Linked DNA regions of Mus musculus: region 1 is linked to region 2. Evidence: chromatin loops called from intact Hi-C (ENCODE). Cell type or tissue: heart. All regions are shown on one strand. Each heading gives the region's core, and the rest is flanking DNA. Links, peaks and the distances in the headings are about the cores only. Region 1 overlaps Tspan18 (tetraspanin 18). Region 2 has its middle 23 kb from the start of Gm13807.

Region 1 (9,510 bases), core at 2,507-5,006, 120 kb before region 2:
CAACTCACCTATTCAAATGTCTATTTTTTCTTTTTATAGGATGATACCAAATGCTAGTAAGAGCACGGAGCAACCGGATCGCTCACCAAACAAGGAGCTTGACTGCTTGTGTCTGTCTTATGGAGGGCAGCTGTTAGGTGGCAGCAAGGGGGGCAGAATAGCTATTGTGGAAGACAGTTTAGTGGCTTCTTCCACAACTACAAGGACCTTCCCTTGCCACTTAACAACTGCCCTCCTTAGTACTGACTCAAGCAGTCAAAACACTCATGTCCCCACAAGAGCCTATCACAGCTTCACTCATAATTGCCCAAACTCTCAAAACCACCTATGACAGGGGTGTTGACAACTAAGCCAGGCTGTGCTCACGCGGTGAAATACCACCCAGAGAAAAAAGTAAGTGAGCTACCACGCCCAGAATGACATGGAGGAACCCAAATGTATCCTTTGGGCAGAGAAGCCTTTCTGAAAGGCCCAAACAATGAATGTTTACAGCTGCACAGTATTCCGGAAGGGGACTTGGAAGACAGAGAAAAGACCCATGGGGTTTGGATGAAGCGGTGAGAATAAAAGACACCGCAGCAAAGAATTTGAAGGCAAAGATGGTGCTGTGTGATACAGCCTTGGTGGTCACCTGGCATTCCTCACAACCTATGAAAGCTACAATTCCAAGGTGGGGCAAGGATCCCTAATGTGAACTCTGGCCTCCACGTAACAACAATGTATCAACAAACACACCACAAGATCACAGAATGGGAATAAAGGTGTGGTTATACCAGCTCAGAGGTGTCTGAGAAAGACAGTTTTCTGACCGCTGCTTTTTTGTTTTTTTGTTTTGTTTTGGTTTTGATTGTTATTGTAAACCTAACACTCCGTTTTTTAAAAGTCAATTAAAAAAATAAAAACATTTTAACAGACCTGCCTGGGTTACAGTGTATGATACAGTGTAGGTGGAAAGGCAGAAGCCCTTTCCACCACCAGTGTCTAGTGAGGGTGGTAATGTTGGTGAGGGTGATGGTAGAGAGGATGGGTGGACTTAATACTTCCCTGTTTAGGAACTAGAACCTCGTGATGAGCTGATGTGGAGGGAGGAGGGCAGAGTGAAGTCACTGGGAGGACTCCTGCTCACACAGGCTACAGAGTGGGGTCCTGGACAGGGAATGGGAGCATTAAGGCCACCAGTCCACATGAGAGAGCAGGACAGGCAGATGCAGGTCAGGAGGGGAGGAAAGCAGTCCAGCTAAGCCTCCAGGAAGTTTCAGCACACAGGGCTTGCAAAGACAACTTCTATCAGTCCTCCTTGCTCCACAACGCCCTCTCCCGGGCTCTGCCATGGAGCGGATCACACTGAGGATTCCTATAGTGACATCAGCCTGGAGAGGCCTTGGGGGAACTCTCTGCAGGTTAGGAACCTGAGTCCTGTTGAAACAGGTAGAATTGCCACAGATCCTACAGCCCAGATGACAGAGTGCGTCCACTATGTCACCTCACACTCGACCTGATCTCTATCTCCCAGCATGCCTTTCATCAAAGGAAGCTGAGTTTTCCAGATGGAAAAGCATGGAATGCAAGAGTGAGTGTCTTGAGAGGGGTTGTGGGCTGGTATGGTGATGCATGCCTTTCATCCCAGGGCTTGGGAGGGCAGAGACAAATAGAGCTCTGTGAGTTCCAGGCTAGATTGGTCTATGTAGTGAGTTTCATGACAGTCAAGTCTACATAGTGAGACCCTGTCTCAAAAAAAAAAAAAAAAAAAAGAAAGAAAGAAAGAAAGAGAGAAAGAAAGAAAGAAAGAAAGAAGGAAAAGAAGGAGAGGGAGAAGGAGAAGGAAAGGGAGGAAGAGAAGATGGTGAAGAATAAGAGGGGGGAGAAGAAGAAAATGAGGAAGGGAAAGGGGAAGGAAGGGCAGATGAAAGGAAGGAAGGAAAGAAGGAAAGAAACTGCCAACTGACCTGTACTCAGACTGGGGACAAAAATCAGTCATCTTTGCTGTGGCCACACTCAGGACCCACCATCTTCCCATGAGACACCAGCATCCTGGCCATAAACACCATCCTTTTAGTGCCAGGCTTCTTCCATCCTCTCTGCCAACCACCTTGCCCAGGCTCCTTGCAGAGTCTTTAGGGCCTGATCCTGGCATGTTGTCCTCCTGGTCTACATAGACATTCAGGCTTGTCTTAGTCAGGGTTTCTATTCCTGCACAAATATCATGACCAAGAAGCAAGTTGGGGAGGAAAGGATTTATTCGGCTTACACTTCCACATTGATGTTCATCACCAAGGAAGTCAGGACTGGAACTCAAACAGGTCAGGAAGCAGGAGCTGATGCAGTGGCCATGGAGGGTTGTTTCTTACTGGCTTGCTTCCCCTGGCTTGCTCAGCCTGCTCTCTTATAGAACCCAAGACTACCAGCCCAGAGATGGTCCCACCCACAAGGGGCCCTCCCCCTTGATCACTAATGAGAAAATGCCTTACATCTAGATCTCATGGAGGCATTTCCCCAGCTGAAGCTCCTTTCTCTGTGATAACTCCAGCTGTGTCAAGTTGACACAAAACTAGCCAGTACAGGGCTCTAAGGCTCATCAGAAGGACCAAAGAAGAAAGATGAATCCCAAGGAGCAGGGAGCAGAAGATAGGGCTGTCATAGGAGCAGCATACAGGGATCCATGCTTTCTAGGTGTTGGCAGGTTTGTGGGGGGCAGGGGGTGGAAGGACACCACGGCCCTGCCTGAGAAGCAGTATGGTGCCTGGCCTGTAACACAAGGCCTGCTGTCAAGCCCATGACGGCCTTGGGTGAGAACACAGGCTGCAGGTGACAGAGGATCCATTCGATCACCAGATGAACTTGCACGAGGCCATTAACTAGCAGGAGGCTCCTAACTGCTCACCCACCTCAGTCAACAGGACAGCTCGCCCTGCTTGCCTTGCTTCCACCTGAGGCTGCTGAGAATTCAGAAACACAAGGAGCAAAGGAGGGTGGGGGAGGGGCAGAAGCAGCAGAGTGGTAAGGATGGGGGAGGGGGTACTAGAGGACCCCAGACACAGGCTGCCCAGTGGGCCAGGCTTCGCCCTGCTTGTGAAGGGAAACAGAAGCCAGTCCCGGCTGGAAGATGGCCTGGGAAAGTTCCCACAGCCAGGAGTAAGGACTGCAGTGGTTAGGAGCCCACTGATCTCCTTTTTAGGGTTCTGGGGTCATCCAATTACACATTCAGGAGCCATCAAGGACAGGGCCTCTAGTCTGTGACCACAAGGGTGATTGGCATCTATTCTAGGAAACAGACAAGGAACAGGGAGGGCTGACAATTTTTTTTCCAAACGCTGGCAAAGCCTTTGATATCCAGCTGGTGCCAGTTATGTCCGTGGTACAAACGAAGGAAGGAATGGATACATGATAAGAGGGTCCCTGAGGAGCACTAGGTGCCCAGCCTGCCCTGGTTCAGCCAGCATTTGGGATTGGACCATCCCTTAACAATAACAGCAAGAAGAGTCTGGTCCTAGTCACAGAGGGTGGAAGCCTGGTCTTGTGTCTTCCAAGGTCCTTTCCTCCCCGTCTTTCCTGGTGAGGCTGAGCTGAGAGACATTCCAGGCACAGGCCAGGCCAGAGGATCCTGTTTTTCTTTTTTTTAACCACTGAGCGTTCTCCTTCCTCCCATTGTCCTCCCTGGTGTCACCAGACCCAGACCAAGGGCACTGTCTGTAGAGGTCACAGGGGCCCTGACTGTACAGGAAGGAAGGAGCAGAGAGGTGGTTCCCCCCCCTCCTTGATGTCCCTTCGGACCTTGCCCAGCTTGCTCCTGTTACAGTTTGATTTCTTCTGTCCCCAACTCCATGTCTGGTGGTCAGAGGTCTGTAAAGAGGCCCACTGATTAACCAAGGATGGGGGAGGTGAGCTACCAATCACCTCACCAAATAACTAACCAGGGCCAATAAATCCAGACCTTAAACAATGACAGCAGGTGGGGGCAGTGACAAACTCTCCCCTTCTGACAGAAGAATGCAGGAGGTCTGAGACCCTGGGGTCACTCAGCTGGAAAGCCAAGCCCTCACCTGTGTTAGCCAGGCTCGGTGTAGAGTGGAAGTAAGAGTTAGGCTGGAGGGGGTGGGGCAGGGTCAAGAGGAAGGACTTTGTCTGAACTGATACCTAGTAGGGGCTAAGAGAAAATTCCAGCACAGGTCCTAAACCACACAGGCCGAGTCACACAGATCCTCCACTTCCAGAAGCAGGGCAACCCATTCTCTCTCTCTTCACTCCTTCAGCAATGTTGATCACATGAGTTTGTGGTCATCAAATGTTGAAGGCACTCTGCCAGTTCTGGCATTGGTCCTAGGTGAAACCCTTTGTGATGTGGAACAAGGCAGAGGTCCCAGTGTCCCACAGCAGAGATAAGGAGGAATGCTATGAAAGGGGGGGGGGCTGTTCAAAGTACCCCAACTTGACTCTGCCTCTGATAAGAGCCCTAGGTTTTTTTAATCCCCTGAATTTGGTCCAGTGGGCCAAGAAATGAGATAAATGGAGAAGCCAAGACCAGATCTACAACTTATCTCTCTTCTGTCCTGGTCTTAAGGCTGTCCTCACCCCAAGACAGGTCCTCTCTTGAGACTCTAGGGAAGCATTGTAAAAAGAGCCTAGCAGGCCAAATGACCCACCTCCAACACAACACTAGTGTGCCCTTTCTAAAGAAAGGGGGCTGCCTGGTCAAAAACTACATCTCCCAGGATGCTTTGTACCCACATGCCTGTAACTTGTTTTCAGAAATGGCAGTGTCCTTAAGCTTTGTTTTATTAGGGAACAGAAGGGCCCTTTCTCTCTAGGACCCTTGCTTCCTCTGTGGTGACCTTGGGAACCACAAGTGTGTGGAGGTGGAGAGGGTAGGGGCGGGAATCGGACTCTAAACGATATGGAAAATGCCACAAGCCTTCTACAGCCCTGCTTCTGACTGAGAAACTAACAGTAGGCTAAACCATGGAGACTCTTGAGACCTGCATCATTTACAGTTACCTCAGCCACATTTTCCAGAAAGCTGGGGAAAGCCCTGATATTGAGGGAGCCCCAGCAATCCAGACACCTCAGGTGGGCACTCTTAAAACACCTACACACCTGCACCCTCTCTCCTCAACCCACAAAAGCTTTGAAGCATCACTCATCTTCTCTCCACATTCACGTATACCCACGAGGGGCTGTTTCCTTGCTGTCTTACAGGAGCTTCTAAGAGGAATTTGCTTCCAGTCCAGTGTACTCTCCTCCTCACCTCTGCTGTCTGGCCTCCCTCTACATTATGGTTATGGTGAGGAGGATTTTGACTCCCCAGATGCTCATTTCTTTAAATGGAATTCCCTTATCCATGGAGGGATACCCTTCAACAAGCCCAGAGATGGCTGAGTCCACAGATGTACCAAGCACTGTACTTCTTATATTTTCACATGTGTGTGTATGTGTGTGTGTGTGTGTGTGTGTGTGTGTGTGTGTACTTGGTACAGAGATTGGCAAGGCAACTGAAAATGAAATAGAGTAGTCAAAGCAATATACTTAATAAAAGTTATATGAACATGGCTCCTCTCAGCATCTTATTTTGCTGGGTTGGTTTGCTCTTCCTGTTACAATCCTGATACTTAAAGGAAACACATCAATGTTTCTCTTTTGTGAGTCTGGGTTGTCAGCATGGACAGAGCTTTGGGGGTATCACTAAGAAGTAAGAACTGCTTAAGAATAAATGCTGAGGCACAACAGTTCATTTGAAAATCAGAATAGCTACTAAGTGTCTACTGGGAGGGTATACATCCATTGTGATATACTGGACAACGACATGATTCCTGTACTCTGGATAGGGTGGACTGGGGATGGCGCAAGACTTTATCTCAATGTCCAGAATGACACACAATAGAAAGCTTGTGAAATGTTTATCTCTAGAGTTTTCTGTTTTATATCTTTAACCACAAGTAACTGAGATGACAGGTAACCTCAGCCATGAGAAGAGGAGGAGTCTTGGAGAAGTCCATGGGGAAAGGATAACCATAGTTCTGTGTCTTAATAGTGTCTCTGCTGTTAACAAATGACTGCAGACTCAGTGTTTATAAAGAAACTTACTTCTCATCTGGTGAGGACCTTCATGCTGCACCATCCTGTGGAGAAAGGCAGAGAGGCAAGAGAGCTCACAAGGTGGAGATGGAACTGAGCCCATGGCCTGTGGTGACTACCTACTCTCTCACAACCATACTGGCCAATCTACAGGGACAGAACCCTCACCAACTAACCATTCATTTCCTTCCTTCCTTCCTTCCTTCCTTCCTTCCTTCCTTCCTTCCTTCCTTCCTTCCTTCCCTCCCTCCCTTCTTCTCTTTCTTTCTTGCATTCTTTCTTTCTTTTCTCTTTCTCATCTTGGTTTTTGTTTGTTTGGTCTGTTGTTGTTTAAGCTCAGGCTGCTTTACGATGCCCTGCGGAACCCAAGGATGAAGGATGACCCTGAACTCCTGGTCTTCTTGCTCCACATGCAAGTGCTAGGATTTCAGATGTACACCACTACTACATCAGGTGTCTGTGGTTCTGGGAATTGGACACTGGTTTTGTGTCTGCTGGGTATGTACTCTGCCTGTGGAATTACATACCCTGTTCCCCATCACATCATAAAGGCCATCTCTGCATCCCGTCTTGGCATAGCTCATTTCAGCTGGATTTTGGAAGTGACATTCAAACCTCAGCTTACTGGAATGGCCGCAGCTCTCAGAAGCCTGCCCACATAGTGCACTAGCCTGCCCACATAGCAGCAACATAGCACATGCTAGGCAATGTCAGAGATGAAGATGAGGAAACCATTTCTAGCCCAGAGAAACCTTGAGTCCAGGTGGGCAGAGGGGGTAGTTCTGTCTGTCAGAGGAGGAAACCGAGGCTCAGAGAAACCCAGTGTCTAAAATGGCATGGCTAATTAGGAAGCAGCCTGTTGCTTGAAGACCCAACATGGAACTATGTGAAAAAGACTGTGCACTCTGTGTGTGTGTGTGTGTGTGTGCATGCGCGCACATGCACTTATATAAGCCTGGCTCAATTCCCAAGCAGGGACAAAGGAGAGAGAGAGAGTGAGCAGTTCCTACTTAACGTCTCTTCTGCTGATTTTATTATTACCTATAATGTTCTAATTAAAAGTCAAGCGCTCTCAATAATCCCCAATGAGACCCAAGAAAATGTCTTGGTCCTGATTTTAGCTCCATGAGAAATAGTCCAGTATAGTACCAGCCAATATTATCTGACCTTCTAAAAGGTTACCTGCTGTCTCCCACACTTCAACATCCCTGTGTATGCCCTAGTGGGCAGAGACAGACCTCTCTGGCTTTAGTTTCTGTAGCTCCACAATATTCTCATTTGCTTTGTTAGACACCAGGAGCTGCCTTACCTATTTCTTTGCACCTTAAAACCTAAAACCTTACCGAATGTGTGTGAGAGATCTAATCACTCTGTCCTTCATAACAATAATAGAAAGTAGGTGACATTTCAGATTAAACAAGAATTCTTGGGCCCAGAAAGTTTAAGTAACTTGTCCAGTAACTTGAACAGCAAGCAGGTGGCCAGATTAGGATATAGACCCAAGCCATCTAGGTGGTGTGTGCTACACTGGCCTCTCGTGAATTTTTAAATGAACTGTCTATGCTCCTGAGAAGCAGATGGTGAGCCAGGAAACGTGACCCAAGCACCATGGCTGAGACCAGGGAGCAGAGCTGGCCCCAGGAGCTCATCCATGACCCAGGAAGCACAAAGCTCAGCCTGGTGGGTCAACCTGCCTGGAAGAGGCGTTCAGGCTGACCTGGGAGGCAGAACTCAAACATGAAGACTCAGGGCTCTGTCACCAGGTGGGGCAGAGGAGTCAAGCCAGCCCAAGCTGAGAAGGTAACAAGGTACAGGAAAGGGCTCTGGCATAGATGGGTCCTACTTTTCAGCTCCAAGAGCTCAGAGGTGCCACTTTTTTTTTCTCTCTCTAGGAATCCCTGGAACCCTTGTGATACCACAAGAGCCACCTCTCTTGGTTGGTGGAAGGGCAGGTGGCCTTACGGCCTTTGTAGTCCCTAGGAACCAACTTGTGAGAGCAACGATTCTCTTCCCCATGGATCACACTGCTGCTGGGTCACAACACACCTCTACAAAACCAATGTTTGTAAGAACTGAGTCATCGATCAGACTTTATGTTACAGACTTCTCTGTGACATAAAGATTTGAGCTGTCACAGTACTCAGTTTAATAAGAGTTGACAGAGTGCAGGTGTGAGAAACTATGCATGATGGGAAAAAGAGAGATGGAGGGGGAAAGAAGACCTTTCCAGCTCAAGAAAATGGGAAAAGCAGAGTGCATAACAGAGGGGAGAAAAGTCAATTAAATCATGATAATTACTTCCGCTGCCGTGCCCAAGAGCTGCGGGAACAGCTATTAATTAGGACTTCCATGTTGGCTGCAGCCGTTTGACTTCTACCAGGCTGCCAGTGTGTTCCTTAATGACATTCTCCCCAAGAGCTGATGTGTGAAAATATTTTCACCCTGGCAATTAGCAGTTTTAAAGAACATAACACACACACACACACACACACACACACACACACACACACACACACACACGGACATGTGTGGCCTATCCCCTGAAATTGGCATGATGTGTAGCAATTTTTCCTGCTCCTAGTCCTCACTCCCCAGAGTCCCTGCAATCACCAGCCCCGCCTTCCTCTCTAATTAGCACCACAAGAATCTTGTCTCAGTAAACTCCTCGCTGAAATTCAGACTTTAGCTAGAAGCTCAAAGATACATCAGAGACTTACACCTGCCTTGACTCACATAAACTGTTCCAGATCATCCCAGAGAGACAGCCCAGGCCTGTGAAGTCCCATGCCCTTCGAGGAAGGGGCCCCAGAAGGAGAGAATGCCTTTCACATCTAAAGGCACACCTAGATACCACCCTGCACCAATGGTTTAATGATGATCCACACATGGAATGAGAAGACACCTTCTTCTCCTCAGAAGCCTGTCCAATTAACTCTGCAACAACATGGTCAGGACAGATGGGAGAGGTCATCTGGGCCACTTGGAGGTTCCTGAAAATCAGCCCCAGTACTTTTATAGGCCTGGGGTTCCCTTCCAAAGACACCATAAACTAATCTCAGATGCCTTGTATCATCTGGTATTATTTCAATGGAGTAATTTGCTACACAATATCTGGTCCAGAAACGGAAGATCAATAGCAGCCCTCTTCTTTGCTATGCAAGGGTAAGAAGCAGACATTGGTGGCCCTGGAGAGATGCTAGGGAGAAGGGGTAAGGGAAACTGGGGTGTTGCCGTTCTTCCTACCTGTGGACTGGCCTGCCCTTTTGCTTCCCAAGAGAAAACACTCAGGTCTCAGGCAGATGCAGGTCACTGGGGCACCCAACCACCCTGACCAGTGGGAAACAGAGACCCCCATGGGGAACGTGATGGGGCCCTGCCAATGCTCAGCAGCTAGTGGGCAGGGCCAGGAAATCCTGCAGCCCCTGACCCTGGCTCTCTCTG
Region 2 (9,510 bases), core at 4,266-6,765:
CCCAACACCTCGGTGCCTTGGAGGTCAAGTCTCCTGAAATCTCTTCCAATCTAAGATGGTCTTTTGGTGTCTCCTTGTCTTTTGATGACCTTGGTTTTCTTGATGACCCCTGGGCAGACATTCTGTAGACCTTCCTGATGTTCTCTATGACTAGACCAAAGTGGGTGGGGAGGAAAACAGTGCAAAGGCAAAAGAGCCCTTCTTGTATCATATCAGGAGAGACGTGATGTCCCTGTGGCCTCTGTGGATGCCATTAGTCCCTGATCACTTGGTTGTCCTGTAAGATCACTATCTTTCTTCCTCAACACAAACCACATTCTTTAGCTACCTGTCTATCCTCTCAGCCCTGCATATCTGTAGGTTCTACGCTCATGGACTTAACGAAACAGGGATCAAAGATACTCAGAAAGAAGAAATTTGTCTGTATAGATACTTTTCTCTCTTTTTAAAAATGTAGGCTTTTATTTCCCAATTGTTGAGACCTAGGCTTGGCAGACACCACACAGGACTCGGGGTCGGGAGGGCCCACACAGGAGAAAGCTCCCAACTTTGTGTGCTTGGTCATATATTGGTTCTAGGGAGAGTTTACTCAGGGATGGTAACAACAAGAGCCAAGGCAAATCTATCAGAGTAGCCAGACGGCTGGCTGGGTGAGATCAATGGATCTCTCTCTCTCTCTCTCTCTCTCTCTCTCAGGATGAGAGCTCTGAGCGCTACCCAGAGAATACAGAGGAGTAAAGTTCCTTATCCTGCCTCCTACAAGGGGCTGAACGCACTGAAGTTTTGGCCATTGGCCCCTTCTCTAGCTACTGGAGCCAACTCCAAGCCTGGCCACCAAGAGTTGAGGGACTACACAGGCCTGCAGGCCGGCAACAGCAGCACACCTCAGATCTCCTGGGGTTAGCAGGATGGGGACAGCAGACAAGACAAAGACAGGAGAGCTAAGAGTCAGTGAAGGTCCCTAGTACACATTCCAAACGTGTTAAAGCATCATGGTTAGACAGTGACTGACAGAGACAGATAGCCTGGCTTAGAGTACAATGGGACTGGAGGATGACCCAACCTTGGCCTCCCACTGTGCAACCTAACTCAGCCAGGGCAGAGACCAGGTAAGTTGAGCAACCCAAACAGTGTTCCACTCTCATCTAGAAGCTAGGGACCAGCTAGGGACTAAGGGAGGGAAGGCAGAGGGACATCAGGACCTGGAGAGACACAGAGTACGGTAGAGGCCTGGGTTGGAACACACCTTTATTCCCCCTACACACACAACTTTATTTTTCCTCCTCCTCCCCCTCCTCCTCCCCCTCCCCTCCCCTCCCCTCCCCTTCTCTGTCTCTATCTCTGGCTCTGTCTCTCTCTGTCTCTGTCTGTCTCTCTCTCTCTCTCTCTCTCTCTCTCTCTCTCTCTCTCTCTCTCCCTCTCTCCCTCCCTCCCTCCCTCCATGCATGTTCACATGGAGGCCAGAGGTTGGCACCAGGTGTCTTCCTGTTGCCCTCCTACTTTCTGAGACATGGTTTCTCACTGAAACTGTGGCTCCCTAATCCAGTAACACTATCTGCCCACCTCTATCTCCCCAGTACTGAGATTACACCATGCCCAGCTTTTTATCTGGGTGCTAGGGATCCAAACTCAGGTTCCCAGGCTTGTTCAGTAGGCCCTTTACCCACTAAACCATTTTCCTGGCCCCTGTTTTCTTTGGGGGGGGGCTGGAGAGATAGATCGGTGGTTAAGACCACTGTCTACTTTTCCAGAGGACCTACGCTCGATTTCCAGCACTACACAGCAGCTCATAACTCTCTGTAACTCCAGTTCCAGGGACTCTGATGCCCTCTTCTGGTCTCTACAAGCAGCAGGCATGAAAGTGGTGCACAGACACACATTCAGGAAAAGCACCCATACACATAAAATTGGAAATAAGTACACCCACCTAAATTTCTAATTACATCTATGTCTTGTGTGTGTGTGCACATTACTGCACATGTGAGTCCATTGTCAGAGGACAGCTAGTCCCTTCCCTCCTTCGACCAGAGGTCCTGGAATTGAACTCAGGTGGCAAGGCTTCACCTGCTGAGCCATCTCACTGGCCCTCTCAATGTTTCCTAAACACTGCAATCTAACCAGGATTTATGAGGCACTTTCATTGCATTTGGCGTTAGTAGCATCCTAGGGATAATCCTGCAGGGGGGTGTGGCTGGTGCGCGGGTTATGTGCAGATGTCAGGCGGTTTTTACAAGGAGCTTCAGTTGAGCATCTGTAGATTTTGGAGCCTGAACGTTTTTGTATCCGTGGCAGGTCCTTGGACTGTTCTCCCAGGGGACAAGAGTGCATTAAAACAGACATGACTTCATCGTGTGCTCATCTAGTGTTCCCGAATTCACCGCAGCTCCGCGCTTACTCGCCGATAGCTTCTTGCTGAGAGAAGCCTGGCTCTCGTTACCCACCATATGGGGACTTATTTGTTCAACCTAGCAGACAAATAGAGTCATTTCAAGATTCCTAACCTGGGCCGGCTGAGAAATGAATGCGCAAGCTCGGTGTTTGTGCCTGGCTCTCTTCTTCCTCTTCAGCTTTTTCTGTATCCAAGCAACGCTGTCGACTGGTTTTCAAAGTTCCTTACTTCAGCTCTTTTTCCTCCTCCAGACTGAGTTTTCATGTAGTTTAGAAAGACAGTAAAGGGCTGGCAAGATGGCACAGCAGGCAAAAGTGCTTGCTGCCAAGCTTGACTACCTGGGCTCCATCTTAGGGACCCACAGGATAGAAGGAGGGACTGACACCTCCAAATTAGTTTCTGACATTCACATGTGTACAGTGTAGTATGAATAGGTCTGCTTACACTTCCATACACAATGCAAAACATTAAAAATCAATGAAGTTCAATGCAATTATCTCAGTTTTCCACAGGCTATTGTTAGCCCATAATATTATGGCCCAACCCTCTATTTTTCCTACTGTCTGTCTGCCTTTCTTTCTGTACATCTGCTTAAAGCTATATTTAGAAGGGCATCAGTCAAGCATTAGCTGTAGTTCTCCTAGATGAGGAACTTTGGTAAATTACATTGTTCAGGTCCATAGATTATCGTTCATTTTGATAACAAATGTATATTTTTACAGAAAACAATGCAGCGATTGTTCTCTGTAGAAAGGGAGGAAGTGGATGGCAGGTGGGAGACTGCTGGGGATCGGAGCGGCTATTGGTCTGAGTCGTGTAGGGGTCATCTTTGGAGCCTGATGGAGCCAGACTGTCCCCTTAAGGGCAGTGGCTAGGGTGGGCACCTCCCCAGGAGTCACAGCATCTTTTTTTCTTTTAATGAAATACTGGGCATTTAATCTGGAGCCGTAAACGTGCTAGGGATGCTCTCTGCCACAGAGCTATGGCCTCTGCCCTCTTCTTACTTTACGTGTGTGTGTGGGAAGGGGGGGGCACAGACGTGTATCTGTGGAGGGCAGAAATCAGCAATGAGTGTCCATCAGTAGAAAGTGTCTCTCTGAACCCCAAACTCACTGATTTCACTAGACTGGGCAGCCTGCCCTGAGGATGCTCTGTCTCTGCTCTTCTGGCGCTGAGACTGCAGATGGAACATGCTGCACACCCTGCTTTTTATGCAGGTTCTGGAGAGATTTGAACACAAATCACATGTTTTGCAAGGCGAGCACTTTACAAGCTGAATCCTCTCTCTCTCTCTCTCTCTCTCTCTCTCTCTCTCCTTTCTTTCCTTTTTCCTTTGTGACAAGGCTTCGAAAACTTACCTGACCTGGCCTTGAACTTGCAGTCCTCCTGCCTTGGCCTCCTGATTTCCAAAGATCCCACACAGCATCTCATTTTGTTCGTTCCATCTCACCTCAGCCTTCCCAGAAGTCTGGGAATCACTCAGAGCCTGTTCCAAATGTTTCAGTTTATTGCTTTTCTACCAAGCCCCCAGATAACACTGGGGCTTCAAGACCTCAGAGGGTACTGAGCAAACCAGAGCTGACTAGTTCCTGCTTGGCTGTGCTGGGAGAAGGCGAGGGCTGCAGCCAAATGGTTCTGTTTTCTTTCAGTGACATACTGGGCATTGACTCTAGGGCCTTGAACATGCTAGACAAGCTCTTTGCCACATTGGGGTTCAATTATCCTTATCATTGTTTGTCTTTTCTGTGTACCTAATAATATATAAGCAGAGAGAAAGAGAGAGAGAGAGAGAACAAAAAGAAAGAAAGAAACAGATAAACCATGCTTGGGTAGAGAATTTTAACAGACATCTCCCAGTAACTTACTGAGTACTCCCATTGCCTCAGTATACACCTCCACCATGCCTGACTTGGCTCCTGCAAGCCCTACCAGGTGACGATCCCCGAACCGTGTTTTATTTCTGTCTTCCTGGTGTGGCTAAAAGAACCCACACATTTAGGACTGGAATCTAAAATCCAAATGCAAAGGAGGAAAGAGAGGAACTCAGGAAAGTGGGGGTGACCTGAGAGAGGGAGGACAAGTGGAGAAAGAGACCCCCCCCACCCCTGCCTCACAGAGGGCACTTGGAGCCCAGGGAAACTGTCCTGGTTACAAGGTGGCAGCAGCCAGATGCTGGCTGAGAGGGGGGCCTTGCTGACACCAGTGGTCAGGGCCCACTTAAGCTGCAAGGGCTTCCCTGTTACAGAGGGCTGATTGTCTCAGGTCTCGGGGTCAACCCTCCTTGTTCCCCACCGCCAGGGAAACAAAATGGGGGTGGGGGCACCCCATATCAAGAACCTTGTGGCTCAATTCTCTTGTCTTTTCCATGTCTGGCTTATTATCCCCTTCCTGCTCACACACACACACACACACACACACACACACACACACACACACACACTTTGGCCATCTGGCTATGTCCAACACCTTGTTAGGCCATTCTGAGAATGAAAGAACTAACCTGTAGATGCTGAAAAGGACGGAAGAGAGGCAAAGGGATCAGAGGATGGGAGGGTGGGTGGGGTCTCAAAGTGTAAAGCCAGGTCCTCCACCCTCCCAGCCTGGCCATTTCTGACTAGCCCACCACAAGGGAAACTAACTAACAGGCCAGAGAGATCAGAAGACCGGCCCAGGGCCACACAACAAATCAACCCTAGGGACTGCATCTTCAAAAAGATCAAGGGAGAGAAAATGGAATGGCTGGGAGGAAGCCCTGTACCTAGCTCCTGCAGTGGGTGGGTCAGATGGGTGGGTGGGGCAGGGGAATACCCGGGAACATTTGGCAGCCTGTTAATTTAATCCTCACCAGGATGGAGGCTGGCCTGTCACCTAGTTTCCCATTTCCCTTTCCTGACCAACCTTTCTAGGCTTCTGGGGAAACAGCTGGGCAGGCCCAGCTGTGTTTTCCTCCTTTCTCTCTGCCCCGCCCCCACCCCAGCAAGGAAAAGGAAGAGGACAATTAAGAGGAAATCCAGGGAAGGCAGTTTTACAAAGCCAGACCAGGGGCAGCCCTGGGAGTGGGAGGTGAGAGGAAGTCCTACAAGAGGGATGTTTATTTTAATGAGAGTTTGAAAAGACCAAGTGAGGCCTGGGAGTGGGTGGGCAGACATGAGGGGTACTATGAGGTCTGTGCTCACCTGTTAGGGTTACCTTTGCCAGTGAGAAGTTTTCAAGACCAGGATGTACAAGGCACAGGCTTGGTACTGAGGCAGCCATCTAAAAATGTGGTGGCAGGGAACCACGGCTGCATAGGTTGCCAGAGAACCAGGGCCAACACCCCAGTGCACATGCACACAACAGTTGCATCTACCCACCTGTCCAGATGGCCTATTCACTTGTTCATGAAAGTATTCACTCACTCACTCTCTCACTCACTCACTCACTCACTCACTCACTCACGTATTCATTCATTCACTCATTCATCATTCATTCATTCATTCATTCATTCACTCATTCACTCATTCACTCATTCACTCACTCATTCATTCATCTGACCACCTATTTACCCACCCACATTGTCTTCCTAACTCTTCACCCAGCTGACCCTTTACCCTTTAACCTACAAAGCCCCTGAATGCTAGATACCCATCCAGCCTGGCAAGCAATGATTAAGCACCCCTTCCCAGGGAAACAACACAAGGCTCAGCTGCTCCGACACATGGAACTCTGCTCTCAGACCCTCTGTCCTTTCCTGAGTCTGGTTCAGGGGCTCTTGCCACCCTTGGTAGAAATGGGAACTGTCTTCATAAGCAGATACACTGGTGACAAGGGTTCAGGGCCTGGTGTGTACTCCAGTGAATGTTCCCCCAATATGTGGAGCATAGAGGACTCTTCTAGATTCATTCAGAGAGCCCTCACCCAACCCTAGGTACACAGACAGACATTCACATAAACACACATGTGTGTACACACAGAGAGATGGACACAAACAGAAATTCCCAGACAAACACACAGGTACACACCCTCATCCTCTGGGGCACATTACGAATCCCTTAGCCAGTGATTAGGACATATTTGCTAAATAATAAATGAATTTAAACTCTCATATCCAGGAAACCAGAGAGCAGGGCTGGGTTCTGTCTGTCTGCAGTGGCCCTGCTACCCAGGCTGCCTACTGTCAGCTCTGGGGGTGTGGGGGATGTGGGGGGCAGCCGAGTCCAGCTGGAACAGGGGAAACTGCTGAGCTGGCCCAGCTCCCATGGGGTGTGGGTGTTTCTCTGCAAGTTGCTGAGAATGGCTGGTCTTAGAGAAGGGGGACTGGAAGGAAGCCCCTGAGGTGATGGGCTGGCCTGGCCTGGGAAGCCTCTGTTCCATATATCACCACCTCCAAGGGACTCTACATGTGTTTTTTGGGCCTGCCGGGCCTCAGTAGATGGAAGCGTGTTGCCAATCAGTCTCCACATGTGTGAACATTCTCAGCCGTTAGTCTTGTCTTCTGTGGCCTGACCCGCCCAGCCCAGTGGAGACTGAACTTAAGCCTGAGTCTTTCCAGACACAGAACGCTCCCAGAACCCACTGGCAGCCCATGCTGTCTGTATGGAGCTCCCTGGGGTATCCTTATGTGGCTGGCTGAAAGATCCCTGAGAGAGTAGACATTGTTAGTTGAGCTGAGGACAGAGGAAGGACAGATCATCATATGCAGGTTGAGACACTGCTTGTGGGGCAAGGGACCGTCCTGGGCCTGAGAGGACTCTGCCTGCACCCACATCCTTAGGGTACAGATACCTCTTGGGTCAGTGAGTAAACCCAAGAAGGACACAGTAGCCACCAGGTTTCCATCAGAGATGTGGGGGAGGGAAAGGAGTCTGGGCTCCGCCTAAGACGGGGACTTCTACCTCTCTCTGAAAGGCCTTTTAGAATTGGCTTGTACAGGACTTCATAAGCTTAGGTTCTTTGTACCAGTCACAATTTACAAAAAGAGAGCAGGAGAGCAAGCTCAGTGGGCAGTGTGCTTGCCACACAAGCATAAGGATCTGTAGCTTCCGTGTAACAAGCTAGACATGGCAGCGTGGATCTGAAATCCTAGCTCTAGGAGGGCAGAGACAGAAGGATCCCAGAGCCTTGCCAGACAGCCAGGACAGCCAAATCCGGACTCTTCAGGTTCAGTGAGAGACTTAGTCTCAAAATAATAATAATAATAACAATAACAACAATAATAATAGTAATGTGAAGAGTTGACAAGATGGCTCAGCAGGTAACAAAGCTTGCTGCTACCAACTTGGAAACTTGAGTTCAATTCCTGGAACCCACTTATCAGAGAGAGAGAGAGAGAGAATCGATTTCCCAAAGTTGACCCCTGACCTTTATATTATGGTACATTGTGCCCACTACCATAATCAATAACTAAATATTTTTAAAAGTAAGATGGAGAAAAATTGATGAAGATGTCTGAACTTGACCTCTGACTTCAACATGCATACGTGCATGTGTGCACGCACACACACTAACATAGACAGAGAGAGAGAGAGAGAGAGAGAGAGAGAGAGAGCCATCTTCCAGCCATCCCCTTTCACAGAAGCACAGAGCACTGGCTGTTTAGAGCATCAGTCCTGCAAGAGGAGAGCAGTGGTCCACTCTGAGCACCTTGGCTTTCTGGGCTGTCTCATGTTCCATGCCTGGTGCTGTGCTAAGAACCTCACTACCATCAGCTTTCCCGGGCAGCAGAGTAGTTGGAACAATATGGAAACTGCAGAAGGCCTGGAAAGAAGAAGGCTTCAGAGGCTGCATAGGATAGCCGTGGTAACTAGAGATGAGGGTCAGATCTCTGCACCCCAAGTCATCTTTCTTTTCCTTGGGCTTGATGAGGGAGCTAGTGGGAAAGAGGACCCTGTAAGTGATAAAAACCTGACCCTGCTGGTGGCCCCGGGGACTCTGTCATTCCCCAGTCACTTTGGTGACTGGGCTGAAGGCATCCTAGTGATGTTAGCCCTGTGGACAGACAAGCATAGACCCCATTTCTTCTCAGCTCAGCTTCCTGCATGCCCCACCCTACAGCCAGGCTCCAGGCTGTCACTTCAATGCTGCCTCCTGCCTGCCTGCCAGTTCCCTCCGGGAACGCTCTGTGCCCTCAGCTGCCAGCATCTCCGGCACGACAATTCTCTGATGCCAGAAAGAGAGGGTCACATGTTCCCCATATGCCACTGGGATGGAAAGTTTGGACCAAACAGCTGAGCTGGCCTCTCCTCCTCCTCCCCAGATGGAAACCCCCCTACTCTTCTCTTTGTCTTTCCCAAGGGACCTTCTACTCTGACCAAGCAGGAGACACAATGTGGGATTGGGTCATGGCACACACCATGCTGGCCAGCACTGGTTTCAAGTCAATAGCTGTGCTCAGGAATCACGCTAAGCATCAGGCACCTCCAGTCAGGACTGGTGGGCCAGGGGATGCTGCTCTGAGGGGTGGGGGTGAGCAATCTCCTCTCTCTGGGCTATCCCCACCTACCCATCTTTCACTGTTAGCCCTTCTCATGGATTTCTCGATCCGTCTTCCCCCCATCCTGCCTCCTCTCTCTGCCTCTCCATCTTTCCCCAGGTTCTCCATTGGCTTTGTCTGATTGTGTCCTCTGACAGCAAGTTCCTGTGTTGGGGACTCTATCCCAACACATTGGGAAGTGGTTAGGTGGGAGCTCCGGAGAGCTGTCATGGATGGGCTGATGTGAACTCAATGCAAAGGATGGCCAGCGTCTCTTGCTCTCTCTTACCTTGTGAACTCCCTTCCCTGTTAGGACACCAGGAAGGCCCTGCCTGGACATCTTCTCCATATTAAGTCAAATACATATCCTATCTGCTCATTATAAATGAGCAGCCATTTCTTACAGCAGCATGAAACTGACTTCACTCTGCACCCTCTATCAGCCTCTCAATATCTTAATCTGTCCATCTTTCTTAATCTGTCTTTCTGTCCTTCCAACCACTGCTTCCTCAAGCCTCTACCCATTATCGTAACCATTATCCAGCCACAAGCTTTCCCTCCAGCACCCCATATTACAACCATGCAATCAACCATCCACCAGCTTGACCATCCATTCATGGATGTCCATAGCGTCATCTCTCTCTGAACCTCTCTATCCCTCTATTAGCCC

What was found. Hi-C counts contacts between places; a loop is a spot of excess contacts. Peaks named below come from ENCODE experiments on the same cell type or tissue, not always from the same donor. Only the 100,000 strongest peaks of a DNase experiment are listed, where the experiment ranks them.
Region 1: a loop joins it to region 2, with 4 times the contacts of the local background. A loop is called at or near these places in 4 of 42 quality-filtered maps.

Annotation. Positions count from the first base shown.
Region 1 is chr2:93,258,381-93,267,890 of GRCm38, forward strand. All of the region lies in intron 2 of Tspan18 (tetraspanin 18), which reads right to left. It overlaps Gm39882 (a long non-coding RNA gene), which reads left to right. Exons shown (of 2, transcript XR_866563.2): 2 at 40-780. Among named protein-coding and RNA genes, the nearest start is that of Gm39882, 5.2 kb to the left of the region's middle. In heart, for the core only: no CTCF peak of the experiment used is centred there; DNase peaks (open chromatin) are centred at 3,671 and 4,291; H3K27ac peaks cover 2,466 bases.
Region 2 is chr2:93,375,545-93,385,054 of GRCm38, forward strand. No RefSeq gene overlaps it. Among named protein-coding and RNA genes, the nearest start is that of Gm13807, 23 kb to the right of the region's middle. In heart, for the core only: no CTCF peak of the experiment used is centred there; a DNase peak (open chromatin) is centred at 5,317; H3K27ac peaks cover 923 bases.